2 separate regions of the Homo sapiens genome follow, and region 1 is linked to region 2. A link is a loop called in an ENCODE intact Hi-C map of the cell type or tissue named here. Cell type or tissue: OCI-LY7. All regions are shown on one strand. Links, peaks and the distances in the headings refer to the core of each region. The heading gives the core; the rest is flanking DNA.

Region 1 (14,971 bases), core at 4,272-9,271, 240 kb after region 2:
CACCTTCAGTCCTGGTTTCCTCGCTTGTGAAACGAGAAATATCCACTTCTTAGGATGGCTGGAGGGTTAAGGCCATACAAGTCCCGTGGCAGCCCCTCCTATAAGACCCAACAGGACTGCACGAGTTCTCCCACTGCCCAGAAGGTTCTTCCCTGAGAGCTCAGCTTACTCCTTTTGTCATCGGGGAGGCCCTCCCCACCACCCCCACCAGATGAAACCCTTCAGATCTGGGCTCTCACTGCCTTCAGGACACATGCCTTAATTGCAATTACACAGTCACCTGTAGGACAATTGCACTTCAGCCTGTGTCCTCCACTAGGGGAGGAGCTGGGGCTGGTTTTGCTCACCATTACATCCCTCAGCTTAGCACCATGCCTGGCATGTAACTGGCTCTAACTGAAGAGTATCCTCTTCTTTGAGACCAGGTTGTCAGAGCACCTGTCCCATTGTTGGCTCCTGACTTCATCACTCAGTAACTCCTGAGTCCAGCCTCTATAATATTTGAATCGGTGCCCCGCCCTAAAAGGGAGGCTCACAGCGCCAATAGCTGCCTGCCTGTCTCCCTGCTGCTCAGGACTCGGCCTTGCATGGCTCTGCAGATTTCACGTAGTAACACCTTCTCAGAGTTTCCGAAGCAAACCAAAGTCATTTGCCAACCATTTTCTCCCATTAATCTCACAATGCATTTGCTATTTTCCCTCCATAATGACTCATTTAGCAGCAACAGAGCAATTAGGCAGACCACAGAATATTGATTTTCTAAGTGGGAGAAATGTCAGCACAAACATCACTTCATGTGTCTTGGGCCATCTCTTGCTATATATATGATGAGGTGGACCCTGGGAAGACTGGGTTGGATGTGCTGGCAGGTTGTGGGATCTCAAACAAAAAAGCAAAAGCATGGTGTGTGAGAATGTGAGTACATGTGTGTGATGACAGAATATGATCAAATTACCATGTAACATGATCCCATGTAGACCTCAAAACCCTGGGAGGTAGGCACCACAATCATGGTGCCCATTTAAAAATGAGGAGACAGAGGTTCAGAGATTAGGTGACTTGTCCCAGATCATGGAGGAAGTCAGGGCGTCGGATCTGGATCTGGGTCCATGTGTCAGCAGAGCAGGATTCTGTTCATCAGAGAGCCCCCGTGTGGCTTGCTTTGGGACCAGAATGGAAGTGTCAGGTGTGGCAATGCAGTACCTTTCATGGTGTATGGTATAACCCAAGATTTTTGAGATATAAAACAGTTGGCCTGAGTCCTGAAGTCACATCTCAGCCCCGGTGCAGCCTCTAAGCCCAGCTGCTGTGAACAAATTCACCCCAGGCTCCCCTGGCCATCCACCAAGCTTGTCCAGTAACTCTCAGGAAGGCCTGGAGAAAGACAAGCCAGCTGGAACCCCCTGCCCTGCTCCTTCACCCCTGCACCACCACTACTGGCCAAAGTTGAGTGCATACCCAGTTTCTGGGGCACCTCAAACATTCCCACCCTACAACAAGAGGGCAGGAGAAGGAAAAGGGTGAGAGTCGGGAATGGTGTGATAAGCAGGCATCTGGCGGTTTTAGGCCCCTGTCTACAAATGGCTCCAAAGCCAGGCCCCACAGCTTGGAAACCCTGAAGGAAGGCTTTCACTCACTCCTGCCTCCACCCTCTAGACACTCCAAGCAAGCTGGGAAGGGCACTGTCAGAGCAACAGGTCCTAAGGCCCCACCCCAGCCAACATACTGACATCTATCCAGGGAGCAAATGGTTTCTTGGTGGCCAAGAGGAAAGAGCTGAAGGCCCAGCTGGCAGACGTGGGTTTAAATATCAACTCTATGTGCCCCTGGGTGAGACAATTACCCGCTCTGGGCCTCAGTTACCTTATCTATAAAATGGAATAATCCCTGCCCTGCCACCTTCCTAGCTGGTGTGAGGGCCATGTGGGGAATGACAAGGTGCCACATAAATGCTGCCTGGGGAAGCTCCACAAAGGGGGAAGTTTACAAGAGTTGGCACTGTCCTCCAAGGGCAGGGGCCGCTCCAGGTGGAAAGAGCTCCCCATTGCTGGAGATGTGCCAACACTCTGGAGTGCCGGTGTGGATGGGAAGCAGAGCATCCTGTACGCCCTCCCAGGGGCTCAGACACACGCTGGCACATTAAAGCCTCTAAGGAGCCATGCATTAAAGAAACTGACTGACTTGGTTCACTGGACCTGTTTGGACTGTGGAATTCCCTCATCCCAAGTACCCATTAACATCTGTAAGAATATGTTCAGTAGAACCCATTTAAGAAATACTCCTACAGAAGGTTTGGAGCAAGGCCTTTCAAGAGTACTCATGGCGTGGCGAGACTCTAGGACTTTCCCCAATGTCAACCACATGTTGGGGGCAGGCCCACCCCTTACTCTCCTTTCTAGCATGAAAGGGAGACAAGGCCATGCGTCAGAGGGAAAATTCACGTCAATGAAACACCATCAAAAGGGATTTAGAAATCTCAAATAGGAATCACTCCCAGGCTACCTCCAACTTTAACAAGCCCAGAAACTGGGAGGGATTGAAGAAGGGCCCCAAGCAGAAACACCTCCCCCTCCCCTACTTGTCTGAAAACTGGCCCTCATTGCTCTTACCTGCTGCATAAGCATTGCTCCCTTTGGGCTGCCAGAAAAGAGGGCTAAGCCCCACAACAGCTGATCACACTTCAGAGAAAAAGGGTTAGTGGGACCACAGAAAGCAAGAAGAATAAGAATCCTAAACCATCTGTGTGCTAGAAAACCCATGTGTGGATCCTGGAAGAAAGCACACACTACCCCTCACCTGCCCTTTATCATGCTATGGGAGCCATGTGGACACACCAGAGCCAGCCCCCAACCCAGTGCCCTCTCCTCTCTCTGGGGGCTCCATGCCAGGAAAAGCAGAGGAGTCCAGGAACCATCGGCTCCCCTGGAAGAGCTCCGGCAAACCTATCCATGGCAAACCCATCCATAACGGTGCAGACTTTGCTCCCAGCAAGGACAGAGCTTTATTAATTATTCAGGAGACGGTGCAATTATGCAAATCTGTGGGCAGCCTCTGCCTGACCACTGCCTTCTGCAGAGGGAGTCTAGAGGGGGATGGGGAGGCCCAGAGCCCAAGCTGCCAGGTACATGGACGCCACCCAGCCTGCAAAAAGGGGAATAAACCCCTACACCCTAGGCCTAGGCTGGTCCCAGACAAACCACCTCCCCACAGAGGGCTCTCTGACCAGAGCCAGGCCCCATCCCACACACAGGAGAGCTGGTAGCTGCTTTGAGGAATGATATTGAGGACCTAGGATGACTTTTTTCAAATACATATGACCCACTACCTGTTGCTGAGCCAGCAATGCCATCATTCAAGGCTTACTCCTGCAGGTACTAAGGGCAGGGAACACTTCCAGAGTTTCCTCCAAAACATGCTTCTGAGGAGACATAACACCTCAAAAGAATGTTTACCAAATAATGTTCTGCAAAATACAACTGCTCCACAGATGTTAACAGCTGCTCCTGGGGTTGGGGGACAGGAAACCCTGGATTAAACAAAGCAAAACTGACTTCTTCATTGCAGGACCTCTCAGGGCCTTTCATCTCCTGGGTCACAAATGATTTCCCAAGAATGAGGAAGCAAAATTTGAGGATGTAAAATGTATTTGAGCACACAATCACCCCACTGGAGTAAAACATCAAGTCTCACCTCCAAGAACCTCTGACACTGAGTTTGAGAAACTCTGGACAGACTGCTCCCCAGTCCTGTTTGGACTATGGAATTCTCTCATCGCAAACGCCCATTAACATCTTTAAGAATGTGTTCCATGGAACCCAGTTCGGGAAAACACTCCTATGGGTGCTCTGAACAATAAGCAGCAGAGGTACGAAAGACAACAAGGCCTTTCAAGTGCACCCCTGGCTTGTACAGACTCTAAGACTAAGTTCTCTGCCAGCTCCATTTTTCCTTAATTCTGAAACTCTCTGGAATAGGTTTTCACTATCCTCATAAACAACCATCAAATTCGTGGACTTTATGATCCTAGGGCAACTGAGCAAGACCACCTCAGGCAGGCTGGATGGGCTCCGGGCAGAACATCTGGCCCTGGCACTACCACTTCCCTACGTCACATCCAGTCCACAGAAGGTGGTGACACCAGGGCAGTGTGGCCTGCAGCACAATAGGCAACTCCCTTGGTGAGTCTGCTGTAGTACTGCCTGGGGTGGCTGGGGATTTCAGCGCCAGCTTCACCCATCTTCCCACAGATCCTGAGCAGAGGCTGGTGGGGGAGTCCCTGGCCACCATCATCATCACCCTGTTTGCCTTCACCCTCCTGGGTAGTGATGGAAGTCACCTCTATGTTCTTCTGACCTTGGAGGAAGGGAAGTGCTATGGAAGGCCACTTAGCCTAGCCACGACCCCTTCTTGTACCTGCCCCACCTCACCCAGCATTATAAGTCAACAGATCCAAACGCAGCCACAGCTCATCAGCTCTGCCCAGGTGAAAAGAGGTGTGGGAGCCCAGAACCCTGGGGGAGCCACAGAAAAAGACGCTTGAGAATAAGTGATAAGTTGCAAATAGGAGGGGCAGTCACTGAGCCGAGCCTGCCCTCACATCCTGATGACTCTTTCTTAAGGCCTGCCTCCACTGCCACCCCTACCACCTCAGGACTTGGGCACCCACAGCAGCCCCCAGCAGAGCCCCGGGTGCCCTTGGGACATACTTCCAAACCGCCTGGCAGCAGCCACATTCTCTCACCTGGGAGACAGAAAAACATTCTAGAAAGACCTGGATGCAAATCCTGTCTATGCCACTCACCTGCTGTCCGACTCAGGGCAAGTGACTTTTACCTCTTGGAACCTCAAATTCCTCACCTGTAAGATAGGGAGAGGGCAGTACTGTGGGGTGGTTAAAAACACTGATGTGGGAGCCAGACGGCTTGGGTTTAATCCCAGCTCTGCCATTTCTGGCCATGCAACTCACGCTTCCTTGGCTGTGAACCAGGGACTGCAACAGTATATATCTCACGGGCTGCTGTGAGGGTGAAGTGAGTTCAGCTCAGTGAAGTGTAGAGAGCAGGGCCTGGCGCATAGGATGTGCCCAGCCATGTCAGCTAATATACTAGAGAGGGCCCTGGCTGTGGATACAAAGAGATCTAGATTCTAAAGGTAACCTGAGGCTAATCCTGGCTATGTGATTTTATACTCTAAGGCCAGTTTCCTCACCTGTAAAATGGGGGAAGGATAAAATGAGGGTAGTCAAGAAAATCAGAGATGATGCACATACCATGCATAATGCCTGCCACACGGGTGCTTCTTAAGTGACCAGGTGGTTTATCAGTGTGATCACTGACAGAACATGTAATGTGAAACAGAGCACATGAGCACAGGCTATGTAGAACGGTGCTTGACAGGGGGCCTTACATAATAAAGCCAACCGCCTGGGTTTGAAACCCAGCTCTGCCACTTATGAGCTGTAGGACTTCAACAAGCTGCTCAGTCTCTCTGTGACTCAATTTTCTTCTCTGTAAAATGGGGACAGTAATAGCACGTATCCTTCAAAGGGCTATAGTAAGAATGAGCTGAGCAAATGCACGAGAAAGCACCAGGCACAGAGCCTGGCCCATCCTGAGTGGCCACTCACGGGCAGTGGGTGGGGCAGTGGGTGGGGCTATCACAGCATCAGAAGCAGCTTGCCATGAACAGAGCAGGATGAAAGGCATCTCCGTCCCCCGCCCCGCTACGATGGCTCCATTCTCCAGCAGCTCCAGGGGCTTCATGACCTGAATGCAGTAAACCAAAGCCCAGGAAAGACTGGGCCAGCCCTGTGCCAGGAATCCTGGGCCCCGAGACACTAGTTTCTGTTTTTGTTTTTGCTTTACTGAAATAGAGAATCTCAAGCTCAGAGGGAAGCAGTTGGTGGAGCTGGGCCTTGGACCAGCTCTGGGAGACTGACTCAGGAACGCCTGCTATTAACCTCCATGGCAACTGGCGGTGTGGGGGACGGGGTTTTAGAGTAAGGCAGCCCTAGGTTCAGATTCCAGCTGCCCACCTCACAGGCGCAGATCCCCCATCACCTCCCACTACCCTAGCAGGTGCCTGGCCTCCTTAGTTGGGAGTGCAGCCCACCCCACCTGGCCTAGTCTCTCCAAAGACAGTCATTCTCTTCCCTGAGCCGAGACCTTCCAAGGGGTCTGGAAGACTTCCATTCTCAGGCGGGAGCCAAGGGTACAAGATCCACTCCTAAAATGCTGACTAGTCCTGTCCTGTGGAATTTGACTTGGCGGACCTTGAATTGCATTACTGCTGCTCGCTCAATCCTAAGTAAATGGGTACACTTCCCTGAACCTCAGTTTCCCCACCTGCAACCAGGAAGTCAGTGAGAAGAGCAGGCCTTGGTGGCACAGGTGGGCTGAGCACTGGACCTGGAGTTAGGAGACAAGTTCCAGCTCCCCTTGCCTCTGCCCCTTCACCTCTCTGAGCGTCACCCACCACAGCTGCAAAATGCAGATCAGTCATGAATGCCCTGACTGTTCCAAGCACCCTCAGGAGACCCAGGGCACTGGTGTGCAGGAGCTTTTCACAATGGGAGCCTAGTGCAAGCACAGAAGGGGGCTACTGCTACTTCTCTGAGGAGGGAGAGGGTTTATTTCAAAAGGCATCACAGCCTTAATGAGAAAGGACATGACATGCTACTGGTGGGATCTTGACATCAACCAGGGAATGGACTTGCCTGGTTACTGGGTTTCCTCCAGTGTGTGACTTTGGGCCACTCACACATCGGGTTTCAGTTTCTACACCTGTGAAATGGGAAACAAAAAGCCCTCTTGCTATGAGAAATCAGTAAGAATACAGCACAGGAAGTGCTTAGGCAAGTCACTAGCACACAGCTGGGGCACAATGCCTGCCCCTCTGCAAAAGGAGCAAACTTTGGGGAAGCAAGACCACCCCACCCAGAGGGTATAATTCAGAAGGTCTGGGGTGGAGTCCAAGAATCTGCATTTTATCAGGTGTCCTAGGCAATTCCTCCTCATACAGGTCCTCCTCTGCCCTGGGTTTCTAGTACAAGAGTAGGGATTTAGTCATAGCCACTTAGTTTCCTGACGAAATGTGGTGAAGTTGGAAAGAGGGAAAGAAAGCACAAACGGGAGTAAGAAGCAGAGGGGGTGGGGCTGGGAACAATCTATTAATCAATCTCCTCCCAAGCCAGAAACAGTAATTGTTGAGGCTCACACATCCTTCACCTGCTAACAATCTGCAGCTGCAATACAACGTTCTGATTATGAATGTCAAAAAGGCAGAGCATGAAATTAACTTCCCCTTAGTCATTGGGCACAGGGAGACACTACACTAATTCACTGCCCTTGGTATGAAAACTTCCCATGACAACGTCGCATCAAATTAGGGCCCATGCTACCCTGGTGCCATCTCTATCTCTCCCCAGTGCACTCTTTTACAATCAGGCCCAGCCTGAAAACAAGGGCCCTGCTTGTTCCAGAAAAGTTAGGGCGACAGGCAGGAGGTGATGGTTAACTGGGACAGTAGGGAGAAGGGCTGCTCTGGTCCCCCGTGGGGGCTGCCCACTGAAAAGTGGAGGTGGGATCTCATTGTGCTAAGGAGTAACTCACTCGGCAGAGCATCTGATGCAGTAATGTACCACTAGCCCCACCTGAGAGATGGGAAAACTGAGGGGGGCGGCAGAAGGGTGGAGGTGGCAAAAACCTTCTCAGGCTGCCTTTTGCGCAACCTCTAAAAAGTACAGTCTCAGGCTGCCCACCAGTCAGTCCATCCCTCTTAAAAAATTTAAGCACACTCAGTTATTCACAGGCCAACTCTAAATGCCTCTGGCACAGGGCGCAAAGTGCTCTGTTAGTGCCTCCAAGCAGCCCACCGCCAAGGCACTGTCATCAGCTGAGGTCTACAAGGGGATAACCCTAGGGGTCTGCAGAACGCAGGCCTCCTAAGCCAACACAGGGAGGGGAGGAAGGGAGGTCTTACTCCTTGGGCAACCCTCAAGATGGGGCCTGACCTCCAGCCTTGGGATCACTTCTTACCCCTCCCCCAATTCTCAGGCAGGGTGCCAGGAACCTTTGTGGGTGGGGATGGACCCTGTTTCCCTCTCCCTCCCGTAGGTTTTCACCCCATCGCCCCTGTGGCCCAGAGGGGATATCTGCTGCACGCTGGTGGCTTCCACAAGGACGTGCATGTGTGCATGCCCAGGTGGTAGGTGGCATGGCCTGTATACACAAGGGAGGACAGCCACATGCTCACAGAGGACAGAGACGACCTCTATCTCAGGAGGGGATGGTAACACAGGCATGCCCCAGCTGGGAGGGGAAACTCCCCTATCATTTCCATCACTAAAATCTCCTGCGAGTTTCCAGCCAGCCCTTTGAGGTAGGTGGGCAGGTACAATCACTCCTCTTGATGGATGAGTGGAAGGAGGGGCAGAGAGGAACCACGGCTTGCCCATAGTCACACAGAGGCAGGGCCTGACCAAGAGCCCAAGGAAGGGGTGTGCAAGCAAGCTCTCACATCACACATGGGCCACAGGTGACTCCACCGCGAACTCAGAGAGAAGTGGAGGGGAGGGAGTTGGGCCCTTGGTGGAGAGTTGGCTGTGAGAAGCTGCCTCAGGCTCCCAGGCTCTGACTGGGGGGTGGCTTCCCTGCAGCGATAGCCCACAGGCCCCTGGAGGGGTGGGAAAACAGAGTGGCCAGTGACTGTCCCTCCCACAGCCCAAGCCTTGGGCATGTCACCCGGCTGCTCTGAGGTTGGTGCAGCCCCACCTCAGCCCAGGCTTGCTATCCACACATTCTCACCCCATCCCCAGGCAGATGCTGCCCTGGACACACCTCGCAGATGGATGCACTGATGGCCAAGAGACTAGAACCACCAGAGGTTCTTCGTGCAAGGGGAGCATTCACTCACCTACAGCCAATCATCACAAGGGAGCGGACTGGCAGCTCAGAGCAGAGAGAAGCTAAGCACACCCTGCCACCCTGGAAGGAGTCACCAAGCCGACTGGGGGAGCTGGATGCTTTTCCCTCTTGCCTTTTTGGTCTCTTATGATCTCCTCCAGTTTTGTTCTGTGGCCTTCTAAAATAGCCATTAATTAGAGCCTGGTAATTAACTTACTGGTTCAAGTAATATTTTGCAAAGGAATTCCATTAAAGAGTCGATTTGCATATTCTAATATGGGGCCTGGAAATAGGCAGGGCTACCTGGAGGAGAATGAAAGCAGTCCCATGGCACCTGTCAGGCCTGGCACCTGGGCCTGGGCTCTGCCTGGTAACCGAAGGTGAGAGGGGAGGCAAAGAGTTGCTCTCTGGGAAGTTCTCCCCAAGAAGGTGGGGAGCTTATTCACACACCGGCCAGCTCAGTGTCCATGCACCCAGACAGAAAGTGCACACATGCACACAAGTATGCACGTGAGTGCTCACAGAACACACTATACACATGGGCACAACAGGGTATACGTACACAGACATGTACAAACAACTGGCAGATGCATACCCAAGAAGAAAACACACGATAATAACAATAGTAGCCAACACTTAACCTGAACACATAGATTGAATCATATGCAATTGCCTGTATTTGGCCTCCCAAAACAGCAACTTTATACAGTCTCACCCCATATGATGTACCAGGCACTGTTCCAAATACTTCACCTGTATTAACTCAATTAAATGCACAGACATGTATAAGGACATTAACATATAATGTACACACATCTTCATGAGGACAGGTGCACACTTGCAACACATACAAAAGACGTACACAGACAAACATATGCTTGTGCAAAGAAAGGCTTCTCCAGCCTTTGAAACCCCAGCCTTGCTGATCCCATTCTCACTAGCTAATTTCCACCGTTCCTAAAAACATTGCCCAGCTCAGATCTTGGGAAGGTACACAAGGGAGCTCCAGATCTAAAGGAGAGTAATAAAAATGAGAAAGCAAAAAATAAATTGATTCTTCTATACGTCCAGGTCGTATTCTGTGGCTCTCCCCTTCCTCTCTAGAGATGAGACTCAGAATCATGTGCTCCTGGGCCGGTCAGCCCTGCCCCCAAAGGTGCCCATGGGGCTCAAGTACAATGCTGCAGTTGAGAGGGGATCTGGTTCCAATGCCTGGCTTCTGCATAGGCCCCAGCTCCATGCCTTTGACTGTGTGCCTCAGTTTTCCTGGCCATAGAGCAGCCCTTTCACTGCCTACCTACCCTACAGGGCAGAAGACCTCTTAAAGTGCTGTGTAAATACAGGGCATCCTTATGAATGATAGGATTAGGAATTAAACCTGATTTCCTTATGGAGAGGAGAGGACGGGAGGAAGGTGGAAAGAAGAAGGGAGGGGGAGGAGGAGAGGACAGCCAGGTGAGCCTTCCTTACAGGTAATTAATGAATTCCTTGTCATACCTCTTGGAAGGCAGAGGCTCATTTAACGTGTAGGATCCACCTACATGGGACCTCTCAGAGCTGAGGAAGACCAAACAGGGCAACCAAGAATCCTGCAAGAGGCTTGTCAGAACACTCAGGCAAAGGACAGGAATAGACAAGTCTCAAAAGAAGCACTGCCACTGGCCATGAAACTCAGGAAAGCACTATTCGATCACCAACAAGCAAATGAATGCAAATAACAAAAAAATGCCCTTTTTCTGCCTATCCAAACGATAAAGACTGCTTTAATGATGACATCCAATGTTTTGAAGGGTGTGAGGAAACAGGTAAGCACTCTCAAAAATCACTGGGGAGGGGTATGAATTATTACAGGATTTTGGTGGGTGACATTTTTCTAAGAAAAATCTCAAACTCTTCATATTTTTAGACCTAGTAATTCTGTTTCTAAGACTTTATCCTTTGGGAAAAATCAGAAATGTAGGCAAAGATAAATATTCAAGGATTTAAATCCCAGTGTCATTTTTAATAAAGAAAACCTAGACATAACCTAAATGCCTAAATGATTAAAAACAAGTATGACCCAAACGGAAGATGGAACAATGAACTTTTAAAACTGATTATTAAAACACACATGAGAGCTTTGCTTTCCCAGGTGTAAGCAGGAATCCCTAGGAAAACATCCTGTGCTCTAGGTAATAATGGCTGTTTCTTAAGTTTAAGGCAATAATGACCCATCTTAAGCTCGAATCACCTTACCAGGCACAGCAACATCTATTATCTCTTGAACCTCAGGATGAGGCCACATGATTGCTTATTATTCCCACACTGTGGATGAGAAAACTGAGGCTTACCAAGACGAGGTGACTTAACCCTACCAATATTAACTGAAAACCTATGACATATTAATCTAACCTCTTTCACACATTATTTAATTAAATTTTAGAAACATTTAAGAAATGTGCAAGACCCAGTGTTAAATGCTAAGAAAACAGCACTGAACCAGAAAATTTCTATGAAAAGTGTGCTAAATGTATTAATGTTAATGTCTTCAACAACATGATTATCATGATGCCCATTCTGCAGATGAGCAAACTGAGGCTGCAAAAGGTTACGTGACTTGCCCCAGGAATGCTTGGCTTCAAATCCAAAGATCACATACATCCCATGACTCCTGGCAATTGTCTAAACTGCACTATCATCTTGACATCACCACACTAGACAGACTAGTCCCCAAAAAAAGGACCAGGCCCTCCCTGTCTATAGTAGGGGAGGGAACAAGGGCAAGAAACACCAGACTTGGGTGCCCAGTCCTGCCTGCACTTACTGTCAGCAACTAAAGCAGGAAAATAGACCCTAACTTCCATTTCCCCTGTTCCTCATCAACCTTCCTCACTCTCCCTCCTCCAGGGACTGTCTCACCACAAGGGGCAGAATTGATTCCTGCCTACCCAGGTCCAGGTGAGGGTCCCTGGAAGCTGCCATCCCCAACATCCAAGTACTGTATCTCCTTCCCTAGTCCCTTATCACTTGGAATTCCACCATTAGTAACTTTCAGGTGTGGGAACGCCAGCCAGCACACACATACTCTGGAAGGGGGAATCGATCCCTAACTCCACACATAGCAGCCTTGCCTACCTGCCCCAGAGCTGCCTGCATTTATGAGCTAAGCTCCGCACCAGGATGACTGGGAAGAGCTTGATGGGGGTACAGACACTTTAGAGTAACTACTGTGGTAAGTTTAGACAGGTAGCATGCCAAAGGAAGCATATTCCCAGCAGGTGTGGAGGGCTAGAGTCACCCAGAAACAGCATCAGGAGAGAGAAGGAATGAGGAAAGCATAATATTGCCAACTGACCCTCCTAGCTCCTCAGTAACATTAATAAATAAATGAATGACTTGGAAATTATCCTCTGGGCTGACAGAACCACATCCTCTATATCACTTTTACCAACATTAAAACAGCCCTGTAAATGAAGCAGCAGCATTTCCAGTGTGCAAAATGAAAATGCTTTTGCCGGCACACCTTTCACCTGGAAAGCGCTCCAAGCAGCATGTGTTTGTTACCCAGGAGAAATGATCACCTGTCCTTGGTGCTTACTGCCAAAGCTTCTGAAGAAGAAATGAGTGTCTGAGGGACCCAGAGACTGTGGAGACCAGCTGGCAACCTCCCCTGAGGCCGTTTCAGAAGAATAAGTCCGAAGGCTCAAGCCTGTCCTACAGCCCCCAGCCCCCAGAGCCCAGCTGTGCCAACCAAGCACTGCCTGGCCTGACCCCAGCCTCACAACCAGATAGCAACCCTCAATCCCAACCAGCCAGGTTCGGCATCCCCACCCCTGAAACCGACTCCTTTTCCAGGGAGCCAAAAAAATCCCAGCACAGAACCAACTGGTTTCCAACCTCCAGATGAGAGAATTCCAGCGCAAAAAAACCACCTCCCCAACACAGCAGCTTGCGGAGCACGCAGACAGCATTCAACAAAGCCTCTTCAGCAGCCATATAAACCAGATAGATTCATCCAAAGTCAGAACTCAAGTGGCCGCCCCAGAGTGCCCTGTGCCGCTCATCTACACGGGAAGGCCATGGGGACCAGGACTCCCGCTCGACACCCTAGAAGCCCCCACCGTCCTTCCCACTCGTGTCCCACCCACTCACTGAGGCTAGCGTCTTGGCACTTACCCTCTCCCCAGCCAGAGGCATGGCAGCCAGTGGGGGTCCCATGGAGCCAGGACACAACCCTTCCTTGCTGCTAAACCAAGCCAAAGACAGCCCATCCTGCCCTCCCAGCCTTCAACATCACAACCACACCACATCAGAGCAGGGAGAGGCACTGCTCCACTCATCCAGGTTTGGCCATGAGCTGGGGGGCGGGCGGGGTCACCATAGTTGTTTTTACTCACTGAACTCCAAATAGGATGACTCCAGGGACAGCCCCAGAGAAATTTCTGCCCATCCATCCCAGCAGCAGCCGACGAATCTGTTCCTAAGCAAAGCAGCAAATCAGGAGACCCCAGTCCTGGGAAAGCCTATTTCAGCTCCAAGGCTGGGTAGAGAGATTTCAAACCCAGTCTTTCTGCCTGTCCATGGGAAATCTAGGCTCCCTTCCTGTGCCAGAGAGGCCACCAAGCCATATTTTGTTTATAGAAAATTAATAAGACAATTCCACACCGCTGCCAGTGACATTCTGCTCCAACCGCTACCGTTTCCTACTGTTTCCAGAAACAGGCTTGTAGTTTCACTCCCAACCCCCACTCTGCGCCCCTTCAGCATGTGGCAAGGCTGACCTGAGGCCAAGTGGGGCAGGACCCGCACGAGGTCGTCTTGGCCATGCCCCGACCTCTGGCTAGGGTGGCCAGCCAGCACTTGCCGGCTTCTAGGTACAGGCTTCCCGCTGTAAGGAGGTAAACATGACATGCATGCCGCCTGCTCCCGGGAGAGCAGACACACTCAGAAGCCGGACTGCCTGTTGTCTCTCCTGCTCCCCGGACAACCACCACATGCACACAAAACGGGGTACGTACACAAGCCCCCGCATGCGGGTGCAGAGGGTCCTGACCCCCGCCAAGGAAAGCGCGGAGAAGGGCATGTTCCTGGGGAAGACAGCCGAAGGCAGGGGCCCGGTGGAGGGAGGAAGGCAGCAAACCGGGTGGCCTGCCGCCCAGACAATAACAAAGATGGGAAGCGAGATTTTCAAAGACGCAGTGACTGCACCCAGCGCTGAGCTCTGGCCTGGCTGCATCTTCCTGCCAGGGCACGCCTGGTCCCCTGGGGCACCAGGGCCATCAGAGAAAGGCTGAGGGTCCCGCCTCAGGCTGGGCTTGGCAGCTGGGGCAGGAAACCAGCTGCAGGCAGTGGTGAGGATGCACTGGAGAGCGCGGCTCTGGGACGATGGAAATTAAACGTCTAGCCATTCTACTGGGAGGTGGAAGTGTTACTCTCCAGGAAGATGCTAGGGGTCAGTTAAACAGTCACTCAACCTTGGGCAGGAGTTGGGCTGTAACTTGTACTCCTCTGCCCGCTAGAACCAAGGGGGAGGGGAGAGACATTTTCATGCTACCTACGCCTCCCCTACAGGGAGTGCCAACACGGACACAGCCCTACGAAGGCAGATGCCAGTGGTCTGAGACGTTCGGGCTGAATGCTGAAAAGGCTCCTCGGTGCCTGCCCGTACTTTCACCTCCACAGGCTGGGCAGGGACATGTTCTAACTGGCACTGGAATCCATCACCATGCCTGTGCCTAAGTGGAAAGGTGCCTGTGGCTGGCACCACTCGAGGAGGACCTGGGCCCTGAGAGGCTGTGTCCGCCCAGTGCCCCCTGGAGGACAGGATGGCTTGCCCTTGCGAGCTGAAGCCTGCTCCCTGGCCAGCGTCTCCCGGCAGGTTGAACCACCTCCTCCTCCCTCTCCCCTTCTGCCCCACCAGCCACCTCCCCGCGGAATTTCCACACCTGCTCCCGGCTGGCCCAGGAGAAGGAAACAGAAAGCAGGAGACACCCCTGAGAGTGGAGAGGTGAGGGAAGGAGAGAAGCAGCTGCCTAGGCTGGAGAGGAGATGGCCCTGGCTCCCCAGCCTCAGGCTGTGCCCCCAGCTCA
Region 2 (14,971 bases), core at 4,451-9,450:
TCCTGGCAGTGATTATTGCTGATGTCTCACCCCAGACCACATTTTTCGATACGGTTCATTTCTCTCCCTTGCCCGGTGAGCTCTCAAGTGTCCCCGGGAGAAGCCAGGCTCTCTGAAGGACCCCTGTGGCACCTGCTGGCCTCAGGTCAGACTCTACCTTGTTCTGGTCAGAGAAACCACCCTTGACACCAGTCTTTGGGATATGAATAAATTGGAGTTTCATTCAGTCCTGAAAAAATCTATGAATCCTTGCCCTTTGTCAGGCTTTGGGACAGGGGTTAATTTAATAATAGCACCTATCTGGTATGGTTGGGGTACTCAGTGGAAGGTGCCTAAACAGTGCCTGGGATGTGGTGGGCACTTAGGGAGAGGGGCTGTGCTGTGATCATGGTTACAGACCAGCCCACGGCCTCAGGGAGCTCACTGCCTGCAAAGAGTGACACACAGATGGAAGATCCCAACATCATTTGAGGAGTGCGGTGATACGGGGTGCAGAGCGCCTAGGAGGGTCATAACTGAATCTTGGGTGAAGAGTCATTGGAATACTCTTCCAATGCATGAAGCTAGTGCAGACGCAACATGGTACAGGAGCAAGAACGTGACCTGATGCAAGCTTTGGGCACAAAGGGACCGAAATGGGAATGTGTCCTCCTTAGTCATAGGGAAAAGGTGAAAGATAACCTCCACCAAGCCAGGGAGTGTGAGTAGAGGCTGGATGGATGCGGACAGAGCAAGCTGGGGAGGGATTAGTAGTTGTGTCAGAACAGGAAGGACTGAAGACCCAGACATGTTGCCTGGGGCAGAGAAGACTTGAGGAAGACTATCTTAAAGTTTCTCTGAGGACAGGGAGAGGAACATTTATTCAGTATGGCTCTGGAGGGAAAGAAGAGCTAAGAGAAATGAGATAGAATTTTGCAGAAGGCAGATTTTTTAATGAATATTTGCAAAAACTTTCTCATAATCAAGGTTTTCTAAAAGTGGAACAGGGCTGCCACTGGGCAGACTGATGGACCCAAGCAGAGCCGGGTGACGCAGATGGTAGAGGAGAGACAGCCAAGCTTTGGTGTCAGACACCTAGATTTGAATCAAACTTTTGCACTGACTGTGTGGCCCCAGGCAGGTCACTTGACTCATCTGAATCTGCATTTCTTGCAAGACCCAATTACAAGTGTGAAAGTGCTTTTTAAACTATGAGACATCACACAAAATGTTAGTTATTATGCTCATTGTCATTTCACAGTAGTTACTGGTGAATGTGTCTTAGTCATCCAACTAATTTGTGTTGGATTCCGTCTAAGACAACGAGTTTGTCTTAGAGGTTTTAACTTAGTGCCATCATAGAATAGTAAATGTTTGTTGAATAAATTAATTAATGAATCAATGATTTTCCTCCCCAAATCAGCCCTGAAGCTTGAGCGTGGGTTTTATCCCAAGCCTGGTACATAATAGACTCTAATTTAAAATGTATTGAGTGGTTGGATGAGGGAGGGATTAACTATGTTAATTGCTGTTAACTAATGTGATAGTCATTGGATTTAGCACTTTTACTAATATCTCATTTAATCATAGACACAATCTTGTGAGATGGCCCCATCTCACAAGAGTGAGTGGCAGAGTGTCTGACTCAGGATTGCAATGGTGACACAAACATTGTGTGAGAGGCTGGCCCAGCCTGCCTGAAGGTCATTCTCACCTCCAAGATTCCACATTTCTAGGGCAGCCATGCCTTGGTAAGAAATGCTGAGCCCTATGACTAGGGAGGACACATTCCCATTTTGGTCCCTTTGTGCCCAAAGCTTGCATCAGGTCATGTTCTTGCTCTTATACCGTGTTGTGTCTGCACTAGCTTCCTGCAGTGGGAACTCAGAAAACAGCAGTTTACTGACCCCTGAGTAGCCATGCAATGTCACCCATTCAGGAATGGTCTAACCCACTCTGCAGCGCACATGCTTGGCAGCTAGAGTTAGGACCACAGCTTTTGAGGCCCCAGATCCTGAACTCCAGCCTGGTTCTGCCACTTCCTGGCTCTGTGACCTTGAGCAAGTTGCTCTTCAAACTTCAGTTTCTGCATCTGTAAACTGGGACCATACCTACCTCATCCAGTCATTACAAGGATCGATGTTAAATGCTTGTTTAGTCCTGTGCCGGGCGTATGGAAGGGCTTGGAGAGCGGCATGTAATCACCATCATCAAGTGACTGGCAGAGTTCCCAGAGGTGGTAGATATTACTTGATGAACAGTAGCTACCTACAAATCGTTTCTATAATTTGCTAATTACAGAAACATATGTAAGAAACATTTTTTCTGTCACTGTGATATTGAGGTTCATGGTTAGTTTTCTGGTAACTACTGAATACCCGAAGACTAGAGTTCAAGTCAGTGACAATTCCCTGTCTGCCAGAAGCATTTCCATTTCTCAGAAGAGCAGCCCCAGGATCATTGCTTTGGTTCTGGTCCTGCCTGCCATGTTCCGGTTGTGTTAACTTAGGAAATGCTTTCAGCTATCTACATCTCTATGTTCTCCTCTGTAAAATAGGGATGATTGGAGCCACTTCACAGGGTTATTAAGAGGATGCAATGAGCTAATGTAGCTAAGGGCCTGGAATAGGGCTTGACATGTAATAGTTATTCAGTAAGTGTCAATTCTAGTGCCAGGTCTGAGAGTGTCTAGCTCAGTGCCTAGTTGCAGAGTAGACAGTCAGTAAATGGTAGTTTTCTTTATTCCTTTTCAATTTACAATCTCCTTCCATCCTCCAAAAGCACGGCACCAGCATAACCAGGCTTTGTAGCTATCGAGCCCTGCTGTTAGAGGAACCATGCTGGGGAGAGAAATGTCACAGTTCTTTGTTCAGTGGGGACCACTTAAAGCTGAGCTCCGCGGGGGTACTGGAGATCCTGGGGGGTAAGTAACTTCTGTTAGTCTCTCTTGTTATTCTGTAATAGGAGGCTCCCATCCAGCATTCCAATATTGAAACTCCACATATCAAGGTATCTGAGGCAGAGGTGGGCTGCCAGGTGGCTTGTTTCAGAGAACATTTTCTATTATGCTCTCTGTGGCTGAGATAGGGAGCACTTCCAGGGACCTTGTTCTACACTTGTATTTTCCTTTTTCACTGACACTAAGTGACTTTAAGTCAAATGCACCCAACCCATAGCAGCATGCAGAATGCATCTGTACCCATGTGGCATCTTGATAAAAATTACAGGTGTATATTTTTCGCACACTTGAGGTTTATCTCTCTAAACTCAAAAAGCTCTTTCAATTTTAACTATTTGGAGTTGAAATCTTCCTAAAATGCATGATACAGCTGCTTCCTGAAATTGAAGGAACATAATTTGATATTTTTTCTTTTTTCTTGGTGCCTTGGAATTAAGAGGTGTGCTGGCAAACTGGTTTCAAAAAACAAAACAAAACACTTCCTGATGGGTAGTGTTTGTCTATTTCCATGGTGTAAATATTCCCACCACAGCTAATTTCAGGCTATCAGTGGTTTTTAACAACCAGCTCAAAAGACTCCTGAATATTTATGGACAGCTTGAGCTCAGCTCTGCAAGGAAGCAGCGTAGCACTGTGGAAAGGACGTGGTTGTTAGACCTGGACATACCTGGTTTTAGTCCCCATTTTTCTGCTTGAGAGCTGGGCTACCTGGAACAGGATCTTTAATCTGAGTTTCTATGTATAAATTGAGCTAAACATGACCACACCATGAGGGATAGTGAGGACCAGAGAAGGCGGCAGAGGTCAGGGGTCCCAAGTGCTGTCAGGGCCAAGCAGGTGATCTAATGAATGGGGGTAGGCTGAGTGGGGACCCTGGAAAATCCCAGAAACAGTGGTTCTCAAGCTCAGCTGCATATTGGAACCAATAGGGAACTTCTCTGCCTGGGCTCCACCTCAGACCAATTAAACCAGAATTTCTGGGGGTGGAGCCTGAACATGGTTTTAAAAAAATTAAAAGAACACTCTTTGAAACACCAGTGATTCAAATATGCAAATCACGTTTGAGGACCACTGGTCCTGACGGACACTTGTGGGTAGTGAGCATGCCTGTCACCTCCAAAATAAGTCAGCGGGCTTAGCACACAGCAGGGGTTACAGGATAGCCTTCCCAGCCTGTTGTACTGTGTGGTAACCTGGTAACTGTTTTTTGCACAAGAACTTTTTCGTCTTCCTAAATCTTGAAGGCTGGCCCCAGGTATGATTCCCGTGGTCAAAGCCCCTGCCTCTGTAAGCCCCACCTGCTTTGCCTAGTCGGCCATGAGCTGTGGCAAAACCAGAGGGCTGTGTGCGTGTTTTGTGCCTGTGTGGATCTTAAGTGGAAACTGATGAGGTCATGCCAGGGGAAGGGGGCCCAGGAGCAAAGGATTCTGGGATTCTACCCACCATTCTCTCCCTATCTCATTCCCCAGCTCCTGTCGGCTTGTTGAGACCCCCAAGCATGCCACGCTTTTTGATGCCTCTATGCCTTTGCACATCTCACCCCCAGGCCCAGGGCACTCTGTGTGTCCACTCTGGCACAGTAGTTCCTGTATTATATTGTCATTATTAGTTTACCTGTTTGTCTTAATTCAACAAATACTTATTTAGTGCCCGTTATGAACCCAGCAGAAGGAATGCTGGATTTATGGTTTAAACATCCTGTGAGCTCTTCAAGGCTCAGAACCACATCGGATGCATTCATGCCCTTGGCATTTGGCATGGGGCCTGGCACATAGAGTTTTTTTTATATTTTCGAAAGATGGAAGGAAGGATGGGTGGATGGGAGGCGATTCTATCTTACCTCCATGTTCAGGACTGTGACTTAGAGGGATAAGTTTTTGAAAGGGTGACTTTCCAGGGAAGTGGAGTGTGTTTGTAATTTCCAGAAATTTCACAGGGAGATTCAGTTCCCATGGCAGGATTTATCCATGGTTGTTAAATTGTGGATCACTTTCTTTAAGGGACATGGACATTGACTTTTAAAATAAATTTTCTCTCCAATACTGTCCTGAATGGAATCATTAAATGTAGAGTGAGTTTGGAAAATTGTAAGTAGTTCGGTATAGATGGAAGGGGTGGTGTAGGAAGCAGAGGGAATGAATTTGGAAGGATTGGCAGGGATTTGGACTATAAAGGACCTTGAATGCCAGGTTAAGGAGCTTTAGATCTGCCCTGTGGGCAGAGAGGAGGACCTCGTGGACACTTTAGAGGAGGAATGGCAGAGGCATGCTCAGTGGGTGGGTAAGAGCATCATTGTGGTCGGCTCCTTGAACAGATCAGATCAAATCACTCTTCCTTCCGAGCAATCTCCCAATCTACCATTCCTGCCCTTGCCATTTGCATAATTTACTTTTAATTATTGCTTTCATTATTTTCACAGCCCATCCTGGCAGGAATAATCTGATACTGGGTGGAATTAAACTGATGGGACCTCAGCAAACCTCCTTTGTTCATATTATTAACCCATGTATTTTTCAGAGAAGATTTTATTAAAAGAGATCATCTGGGATTTGCTCCTAAGCTGTATTTTCCGGAGACAGCACAGCCAGCAACTGTCCCTTGCACCCGACTCCTCTCTGTGGGTACAGTTTTAAAAGCAGGTGTCACTCAGCGCTTAGGGAGCACCAGTTTCTAATTAGTTGCTTGTTAAACCACAGGCCTCCAGATTGGGCTACTAAAATTACTAGTTTATTTAGTGAAGAAACACTAATGGTATTTTTTTAACCCTGAAAACAAGCATTTCCAGTTCTTTGCTGATGCCACATTTTTCTGAGATGAATGTTATTGTTACACATTACTGTTACTATTTATGGTGCCCAGAGCAGTGTGGGTTCTTTGCAAATGTTATTATCTTGTCGATTTCTCACGGGATTTTGCAAATACTGCTTTTCCAGAAGAGGAAGCCTGGTCTCAGAGAACTGAGTCACTGCCTAAAGTCACATAGCCAGTGTGGGCCAGGCTGGAATTCAACCTGGGGCTGGCCTATGTCCTTGTTCTTTTCAATAGCTTCTTCACTGTCACTTGCTTATTGATTTCCATTTGCCAATGGACCACGCTTTATGACATAGGAATTTGTATTTTTGTTTAAAAGCATCTGGAAAATAATAAAAATAATTTGAAAATATAGCTTAAGTATATTATGTATTAAACAAAACACCATTACTGTCAATTCACTTAAAGGAACTCAATATTTTCTTTTCCTTTTTTTTTGAGATGGAGTCTCACTCTGTCACCCAGGCTGGGTGCAGTGGCGCGATCTCGGCTCACTGCAACCTCCGCCCCCTGGATTCAAGTGATTCTCCTGCCTCAGCTTCCCAAGTAGCTGAGACTACAGGTGCCTGCCACCATGCCCAGCTAATTTTTGTGTTTTTAGTGGAGGCGGGGATTCGTCATGTTGGCCGGGCTGGTCTCAAACTTCTGATCTCAAATGATCTGCCCGCCTTGGCCTCCCAAAGTGCTGAGATTACAGGCGTGAGCCACCGCACCAGGCCCGGAACTCAATATTTTCTTGCTATACTAGTGAAGTCCCAAATTCTAAAATTACCCCAAGGGCAAAAGTTTAGTCCTTCAATGATTATTCATGGTGCAACCAGCCTTCCTATGCTATTTTTATCATTTTGTTAATTTGGTCATAGTCTGTTCTTCCTTCCAGGAAAATGCAATTGTATAAAATCACTTTTGATCAGGAATTTGTAAATGTCCATTAATCTGGGTTTTGACTCTCTCACTGTTAGCTATTCATAATACAAGGATTGAGTTTTCTTTGATCAGACATGAAGAAAGAAATGGGCAGTCTTATAGAATCATTCATTCACTTATTCAACAAACATTTTCTGAGCATCTCCTGTGTGGGGTGCACAGGGGGATAGACCTGTAAGGCTAACCTACATGGTCTATTCCCACGAAGCCTGGATTTCAAAGGAGGTAGGTAGGCATCACATGAGTATACAAAGAAAGAAAACAAGTGCAATGAGGCCAGTAAGTATGATGATGGGGACAGTGATGGGAACAGTGAGACATCATGTTTTTCTTGAGGTGCTCACTGGAGAGTGGAGAGACAGATGTTTAAACAAAATAGATACAAGCTCTGGCTTCTAGACACCTGCAGGTGTAACATTTACTATTTTGATCATTCTTGAGCAACCATGAAGATCTGAGAAATGTAGCAGTTTGTCATTTTGCTGAGGCCTAAATGATCTTCCATTGTAAAATAAAAGGTTTTGTCCCTCGGTAAAATAATTTGGGCATTAACAAGTGGGAGAGGTAAGTGTTTGGGGGAAGTGGTGAGTCTTTCCTGCATTCACGGACTCACACATCCACATAGATCTTATTTCAGTTATTGATGCAACAAACCTTTATCTTAGTGTCTGTTACGGTCCGTACGCCTAAGAAGAGCCAGGCTACTCATGCCTGTTTCTGAGAAGGGAGAAAAAGATACATAAGTAATTATAATACAGTTGGCCCTTGACTGTCACCAGGCTCATGTCCAGAAACCTTTGGGAATCCCTAAATTGACTGCTGTTATGCACATATTCATTGGTCAGCGGTGCTCACTCACTACTTAAGTAACTTGTTAATTCAAACCTGCCTCCGGATGGGGGTGAGTCAAGGTCACCCAAGGCGTTTTGCACTCATCATCTCATTTCACGATCGTGTGATTAGGATTGTTATCTTCATTCACATCTCACATGCCACGTGACCTTCAGGACTGCCAGCGCCAAGGGTCTACTGTACGCCATCCCAAGTCTGATACGCCGGCATGAAAGGGCGTGGGAACAGCGAACAGCTCCCTTGCTTGGGGGCACTTGGTTGCACCTTCTTGAATGAGGGGATGTTGGAGCTTGGTTGTTGCAGAATGAGAGAAGCTCATCAGACAGAGAAAGGGAAAATCATCAGGCAGTGAGAACCAAATTTGCAAAGGCAGGAAAGTGTGAAAGCACTCGCTATATTCAGGCAAAAAAAAAAAAAAAAAAAAAAATAAGACAGATTAGAAACGTGAGGAGGGAGGGAGTAGCAGGAGGTTAATTTTGGCAGGTCAGAACTAGACTGCGAGAGCCTGAATGTCAGGCTCAGAGATCAGACTAGATTCCATGGCAGTAGGAAAAATAGGGTGTTTTTAACTAGAGTGACATCCCTGTTTATTCATTCAACACTCTACAAACATGTATTGAGCAATCACTGTGTACCGGGCACTCTTCTAGGAGCTGGGGTTACAGGGTTACAGTAGAGGAAAGATGCTCATCGCGAGGTCCCCGCTTTCAAACAGCTTACATTTCAACAGAGGGAGACATAAAATACACAAGTGAGCAAATAAGTCAACAGTGAAGGGCCAAGACGATGTGTTAGTGCCTGGGAAACTATTTGAGAATGGATGATCAGAGAAGCGGCCTGACTGTGAAGGTGACATTGGAATTGAGACCTGAGTGTCAGAGAGGACATGCAAGGAGCTGAGGGAAAATCTGTCAGGCAGCAGGAACAGCTGGCACAGAGGCCCTAAGGCAGGGTGAGTCTGGTGCATTTGAAGTTCACCAGACACAAAGGTAACATGGCTGAGTTGGTGGGCAAGAGCAGGAATGGTAGATGATGCTGGGGGCTGAATGGCAGAGGCTGGAGTAAGAGTATAGATTTGATTCTAGGGTTAAGTTGACATGAGCTGCTTTTTGGCTACTCTGTGGACTGCATGGGAGAAGGGCAGGTTATTCTTGCCCTTCCTGGTTATTTTGAGGCCTGCAGGAGGCATGGTGATGGCTTGAACAATCTCTGCAGCAGTGGGGAAAGAGAAAGAGGGAAGGGTCAGAGTGTTTGGAGGCAGGGGTGGCAGGATTCCTGCTGGGTACAATGAGGGAGAAGAGGGAGAGAGGAATCAAGGATACTCTTGGGATTTTGGCCTGAGCGACTGGGCAGAGGCAGGGAACACAGAGGAGTACTGATCCGTGCCACACAAATATCCCTGGGGGACAGTCCCGAAGATGAGCAGGGTCAGGGAGAACTAGAAGGCTGCAGGGCCAGTTGGCAGATGAGAAGTGTGCCCTCTGAACAAAAGCACTGGGCAGGGGAGCTGGGAAAGAATTGATCAGAGAGACCATCATTCCTAGTTCTACTCAGCAGGCGGGAGAAATCAGTGGGATCTGATGAGCTAAGAAGTTGAGAAACTCAAGAATGATGCGGTTGACAATGAAACAATGAATTAACATGAGAAATGCAACAGGAAGAATAGATTCCAGGAGAAGAAAAGAAGTCCAGTTTTAGACAGGTTGACTTTAAGACACGTGTCAATGCTCCGCAAATGTCGGCTGTTGTCATCACTGTTGTCACCATCACCACTGATTTCATAGCCATCAGCCTGTCAATAGTAGTTGAGGTCATAGCGGAAGGTGAGTCCACCAGTGGAAAGCCCAAGAGAGGAGGGTAGAGGAGGAAAGCAGCTCCCACCTCCACTTCATTTAGAAGCCAGTGCAAAAGGCATTTTGCAGTACTCAGGGCTCACTTTGGTGATGAACGCGGATTGACTTGAAAGTGTCTTAAAATTGACTGCAATTTTAGAAGGTAAAGAGTAAGCCTTTGGTTATATCTAGCAATCCTGAGGTCTTCCTTACATGAAAGTTTTTACAGACACTCTGGGTAAGATGATGACAGGCACAACACAGTTAAAACGTTTTCATGGAGAAAAATGGATGTGAACGGTAGAATCTTAAACGTGTTAGTTTTCGACATTGTGAAATTAATTGGCTCCCAAATATAGCCGGCTTCTGCCTTAATTGGAGTTCTCAGGAGCCTCCAGCTTTCCTGCTACCTTTAGCCAATGTTTCTAGGTTTGATGGTGAATAAAGACCTCTTTGTTTAATTAGAGTTGAAGCATGCCTTAAGAAGTTAGTAATCTAATTAAAATTATATTTCCAGTTTATATGAAATAGAAAAAGAGGAGATCAGCAAATGTCCTATGGAGCCTGCTCTCTACCATGCAGTGAGCTAGAAACAGAGTTTCGGAGTAGAGTAAGAAATGGTGTTTTACCTCTCCTGTGGTGGATGATTGTGTGTGGGTGAGTGAAGGAGGAGGATAAATCAAGAGAGAGAAAGTCGGCTGGGCATGGTGGCTCATGCCTGTAATCCCAGCACTTTGGGAGGCTGAGGTGGGCAGATCATGAGGTCAGGAGTTCGAGACATAGTGAAACCCAACATAGTGAAACCCCGTCTCCACTAAAAATACAAAAATTAGCTGGTCAGGGTAGCGTGTGCCTATAGTTCCAACTACTCGGGAGGCTGAGGCAGGAGAATCGCTTGAACCTGGGAGGCAGAGGTTGTGGTGAGCCGAGATCATACCACTGCACTCCAGCCTGGGCAACAGAGCGAGATTCCATCTCAAAAAAAAAAAAGAGAGAAAGTTATAGATCACAGATGGTTAGAAATCCAAGGGAGGGAGAGAGAGAGTTTTAGAGATGGAGGGTGAGGGAAGAGCCTGTAGGCTTCCCATAATTTCACCTAATTTAGAAAAGAGGATTTATGACTATGAATCAAACAAGATTCAAAAAATATAACACAGCTATTACAAGCCCTTTGCTTGTAAGCTGAGCCTTGAGAGACTGGATAAATGTTTGACCTGTGCCATTGTTGAAATATCTGAGAATGAGCTGGGTTGTCATGTTCCAGTAACGAAGGAAGGCAAGGCAGTCCTCTCAGAACGCTGGAGGAGGGAAGACATTTGTCCTTTCTCGGCAGTCACCTTTTCAGGTAGTACAAGAGATTCACTCACCTCTCGTCCTCACCAGCCCTCCCCCAGCCTCTTTCCCTGCTCCCCTCTGCCTTCTGCTGCCTTCATCCTCTCCTTGCTGAGCGAATGCATACAAGCAGCTGAAGCCTGGACGGCTCTTCAGAGCCGTCACTGCATCGCGGAGGTGCCTTACCTGCTGTCTGCAGGCTGGGCTGGGTGCAGGAAATGGGGTACGATGAGCACCAGCGATTATCTCAGTGCTGGGGTCTGAAGTTTTGTTTTGTTCTTGCTTTTATAAAATTACAAAAAAATTATTATGAAACATTTTAAACTTTCAGAAAACAATATAATGAATATGTATGCACTCCCCACCAAGATTCTGCAGATATGAACAGTTTTGCCATATCTACTTTGGATCTCTCACTCTTGTGCTTTTTTAAAAAATAAATCATCTACTGCTATGACATCCTTCTCCCCCTACCCCCAGAGAATCACTATGTTCTTTTACTTTTACTACATAGGTATGTTTGGCAACAAAGTGACTATTTAATGTGTCCCTTTTTGTATAAATGATACGACATCATTTTATATAAATGATACAAGCCATATCTCCTTTGGCAACCAGCCTTTTTGCTTCACATTATCTTTCTGATATTTATCCAATAAGATGTTTGGATCTATGTTGGATCCACATTTACTTTAACTGCTGTATAATATTTCCTTTATAAACCCTAGTTATATTATAAATAAACTGGGATTATAATATTTAATATTTCCCTCAATAAACCCCAGTTTTATTATAAGCAAATACTAGGGTTTATTAAAGGAAATATTATACAGCAGTCCCTCTTCATTAGGTTACTGTTACTAAGGAAAAGCCAAGTTGTTCTTCATCCCTGCTATTACAAGCACAGCTGTGGTCAATGTCCTTATACGTGTCTCTCATTCACATGTGTGAGTTCCTCTGCGGTCAACACCTAGAGTGGAAATAGGCATCTTCTATTTTACTGGTTATTTTTCTCACATCGGACTTTATCTCTTCGGTTTGCTGCCTTATCCCTTGCACCTAGAACAGTGCCTTGTAAATACTCAATAAATAGCTGTTAAAAGAATGGATACTGAGAAATTACTCCCCAGAGCGATTGTACTAACCTACACTCCCACCAGTTTATATGAGCATTTCCATTGCCAACTTTCTTGCCAACACCTGGTTATGAAACTTATCAAATGTTTGCCAATCTGAGGCATATCAAATGGTGTCATATTGCTTTAATTTGCATTCTTGTGATCATTAATGAGGTTTATGGCCTTTTCATAGATTTATTGGCCATTTGGATTTCTTTCTCTATGAATTATCTGTTCATATTCTTTGCCATTTCTGTTTTCTTAGAGCAGAAATGCTCTAAGAAAATTTGTAGAAATTTCTTATTTGTAGAAATGCTCTATTTACCTTGGATAAAAACCCTTTGATGGTTTTATGAGTTATACATATGGTCTCTTAGGCTATAATTTGTCTTTTACCCTGTTGTAATTTGCCTTTTGATAAATAGAAGTTTTGAATTTTATATGGTCTTATTTTTTGTTTGCAAAGAATGATGGTTTTATTCCCTTTTTAGTCCTTATACCTTTTATTTCTTTTTTTATGTCTCATTTCCCTAATTGTGGGAATTAGGAGTGTGGACATGCTTGTCATATTCCTGATTTTTTTTTTTTTCTTTTTGAGACAGCGTCTCACTCTGTTCCCCAGGCTGGAGTGTGGTGGTGCAATCTTGGCTCACTGAAACCTCTGCATCCCGGGTTCAAGTGATTCTCCTGCCTCAGCCTCCCGAGTAGCGGGGACTACAGGTGCCCACCACCATGCCCGGCTAATGTTTTGTATTTTTAGTAGAGACCGGATTTCACCATGTTGGCCAGGATGGTCTTGATCTCTTGACCTCATGATCCACCCGCCTTGGTCTCCCAAAGTGCTGGGATTACAGGTGTGAGCCACCACGCCTGGCCATTCCTGATTTTAAAGAAAATCTTTCTTACGTTTTACTGTTGAGTGTGATGTCAGCTGTGGGTTTTGGTAGGCATCTTTTATCAGGTTATTTTATACCATCCTTGCAATCCTAGGATAAACCTTGGTAATTATATATTATTTTTCATGCTTTACTGGGTTTATTTCCAGATATTCTCTTTGGTTCTTTTCTTAGATTTATTTTTTTCTTTCTTAAATTTTTCTTCCCTGAGGGTTTGATGTTCTTTCTTTTAAATTTAAATTACTTTGAATATTCTTATTTCAGGATTTTTTTGGTTTGCCTGGTCTTTTTCTAGGGAGGGACATCTCTTAATACTTTTCACAGAGTCTCTTTATTTTGCTTCCATTGATTTCCATAGCCATCGAATCACCAAACATTTATTAAGCAGCTACTATATGCCAATAGAGAAGGGTGGGGGGGAATAGGGGAATCTCTAGACTCCAAGAACTCATGGTTTGGTGAATACGATTAGTGCTTGCTGTCTGCAAAAGCCTTGCACAGCAAAGCAATTGGGGGAGTTGCCAGGTGCCCTGGTTTTGGAGTCAGATGAATTTGCATGCAAATTCTGGCCCCATCAATTATTAACTATGTCACTGTAAGCAAGTTAGTAAGTTATTTCATTTTTGTATGCCCCAGTTAACCTCTTCTCTTAAAGCAGGACAGTAACAGGATCTACCTCATAGACTACATCTGATTGTATGTGATATAAAATGTTCAGCACAGTATCTGGCACAAAGTGAAAGTCAACCAAAAATAGCTGGCATTATTCACGTCCGTTTTTCCACTTAATCCTCACAATTGCTTTACGAGATAGATTATTGTTACCACTTGACAGATGTTGTCATATGAGCATGTGGGAAAATTTAGTAAAATGTTGTAAAAATGTTGGGTTTTATTAATATATGTAAAAAGGCTTTGATAAATGTAAAACATCATGCAATGGGAAAGAAATGTCATTTTCTGGGATGGTTTAAACCAAAATCCTTGTCTGCATTTTGTGGTGTCATTACAGAAATTTGAAATGATGTCAAAGACCTGGAGAAACAGCCTAGCATGTCTCATACGGAGGGAGCAGAGAAAGGATTGCAAATGCCATTTAACGACAGTGTTTAGGTGTTATTGTTATGTTTTAAAAGCCCACATAGTGATGTAGTCAAATGTTTCATAACTATTTGCATATAGCCCCAATTTTATTTTAAAATGTATGTTTTATGTGCATATAATATATGGGAAGGAAACACACTAAATGTTAATCATGATGATCTCTGACCTGTAAGATTATAATTTTAGCTTTTTTCGTTAAGCTTTTCTTTGTATTCCAAGTTTCTAGCACGAGCCTGCTCTGGCAAGGAAAGGACCTTCCAGTTATACCTGTATAAGGACAGGTTGACATCAAGTCCCAGAAGATTCAGTGCCAGTAGGAACCCTACTTACAGGCACACACTGGAGCTGGTGGGGGGCTTTAGAAACAGGATTTCTGGGTCCTTGAGGGCAGAAAAGGAGTGAAGTCTTGTCTCTTCTCTTTCTGCAATCCAGCTTGATATAAATGCTCTTAACTGGCTTGATACAGTGGCTCATGCCTATAATCCCAACACTTTGGGAGACCAAGGTGAGGAGGATCACTTGAACCTGGGACATCGAGGCTGCAGTGAGCAGTGATCGAGCCACTGCACTCTGGCCTGGGAAACAGAGTGAGACCCTGTCTCCAATAAAAAAAAAAAAGAAAGAAAGAAAGAAGAAAGAGGTCTTAATTATATGGACTCTTGTCAGCCTTTAATGATTGAATTTGTTTGATTATTTCAGCTTGTCCTAAGAACTGGCCGACATTCTCTTCTCACACTCCACCATTGTGAGTCTTCCTCTCTCCTTCCTCTCATCTACCATTCTCCAAGCAGGGAGATCTAACTGAGTTGGCCAAACCACCCTTCATGTAGAGTATTTCCTTTTGGCAGTCGTTAATAGCTCAGTTTCAGCCAGTCACTAAGAGACTGGGTTACGTAGGTTACTACCTAAGGCTGCTTTTCCCAGAAGCGGCCAGGAGAGGGTCCGGGTACCTGGAGACCTGTCGGGGCTGTGCTCTGTCCAGGCCTGGGCAGCTGGCGTTCACCGAGCGAGGCTCTGTGCTCTGTACATGACACGCATCATTTCCCTGAGCTCTTCTCCCAGTTTATCCAGGTACCTGAGCCAGAACCCCTGGAGGTTTCCATGAATTCTCAATGAGCCCTCTTGAGTTCAACTCCTAAAGATCTCTCAATTTTGTAATTC

The links. Peaks named below come from ENCODE experiments on the same cell type or tissue, not always from the same donor. Only the 100,000 strongest peaks of a DNase experiment are listed, where the experiment ranks them.
Region 1: a loop joins it to region 2, with 8 times the contacts of the local background. A loop is called at or near these places in 1 of 110 quality-filtered maps.

The regions. Positions count from the first base shown.
Region 1 is chr9:121,700,043-121,715,013 of GRCh38, reverse strand. The region is part of intron 3 of DAB2IP (DAB2 interacting protein); the gene reads right to left. Among named protein-coding and RNA genes, the nearest start is that of DAB2IP, 56 kb to the right of the region's middle. RefSeq lists an enhancer at 7,607-8,406. In OCI-LY7, for the core only: no CTCF peak of the experiment used is centred there; DNase peaks (open chromatin) are centred at 6,813 and 7,283; H3K4me3 peaks cover 1,186 bases; H3K27ac peaks cover 2,117 bases.
Region 2 is chr9:121,935,723-121,950,693 of GRCh38, reverse strand. The region is part of intron 6 of TTLL11 (tubulin tyrosine ligase like 11); the gene reads left to right. Among named protein-coding and RNA genes, the nearest start is that of TTLL11, 150 kb to the left of the region's middle. In OCI-LY7, for the core only: no CTCF peak of the experiment used is centred there; DNase peaks (open chromatin) are centred at 4,623, 5,603, 7,043, 7,603 and 3 weaker places; H3K4me3 peaks cover 4,759 bases; H3K27ac peaks cover 5,000 bases.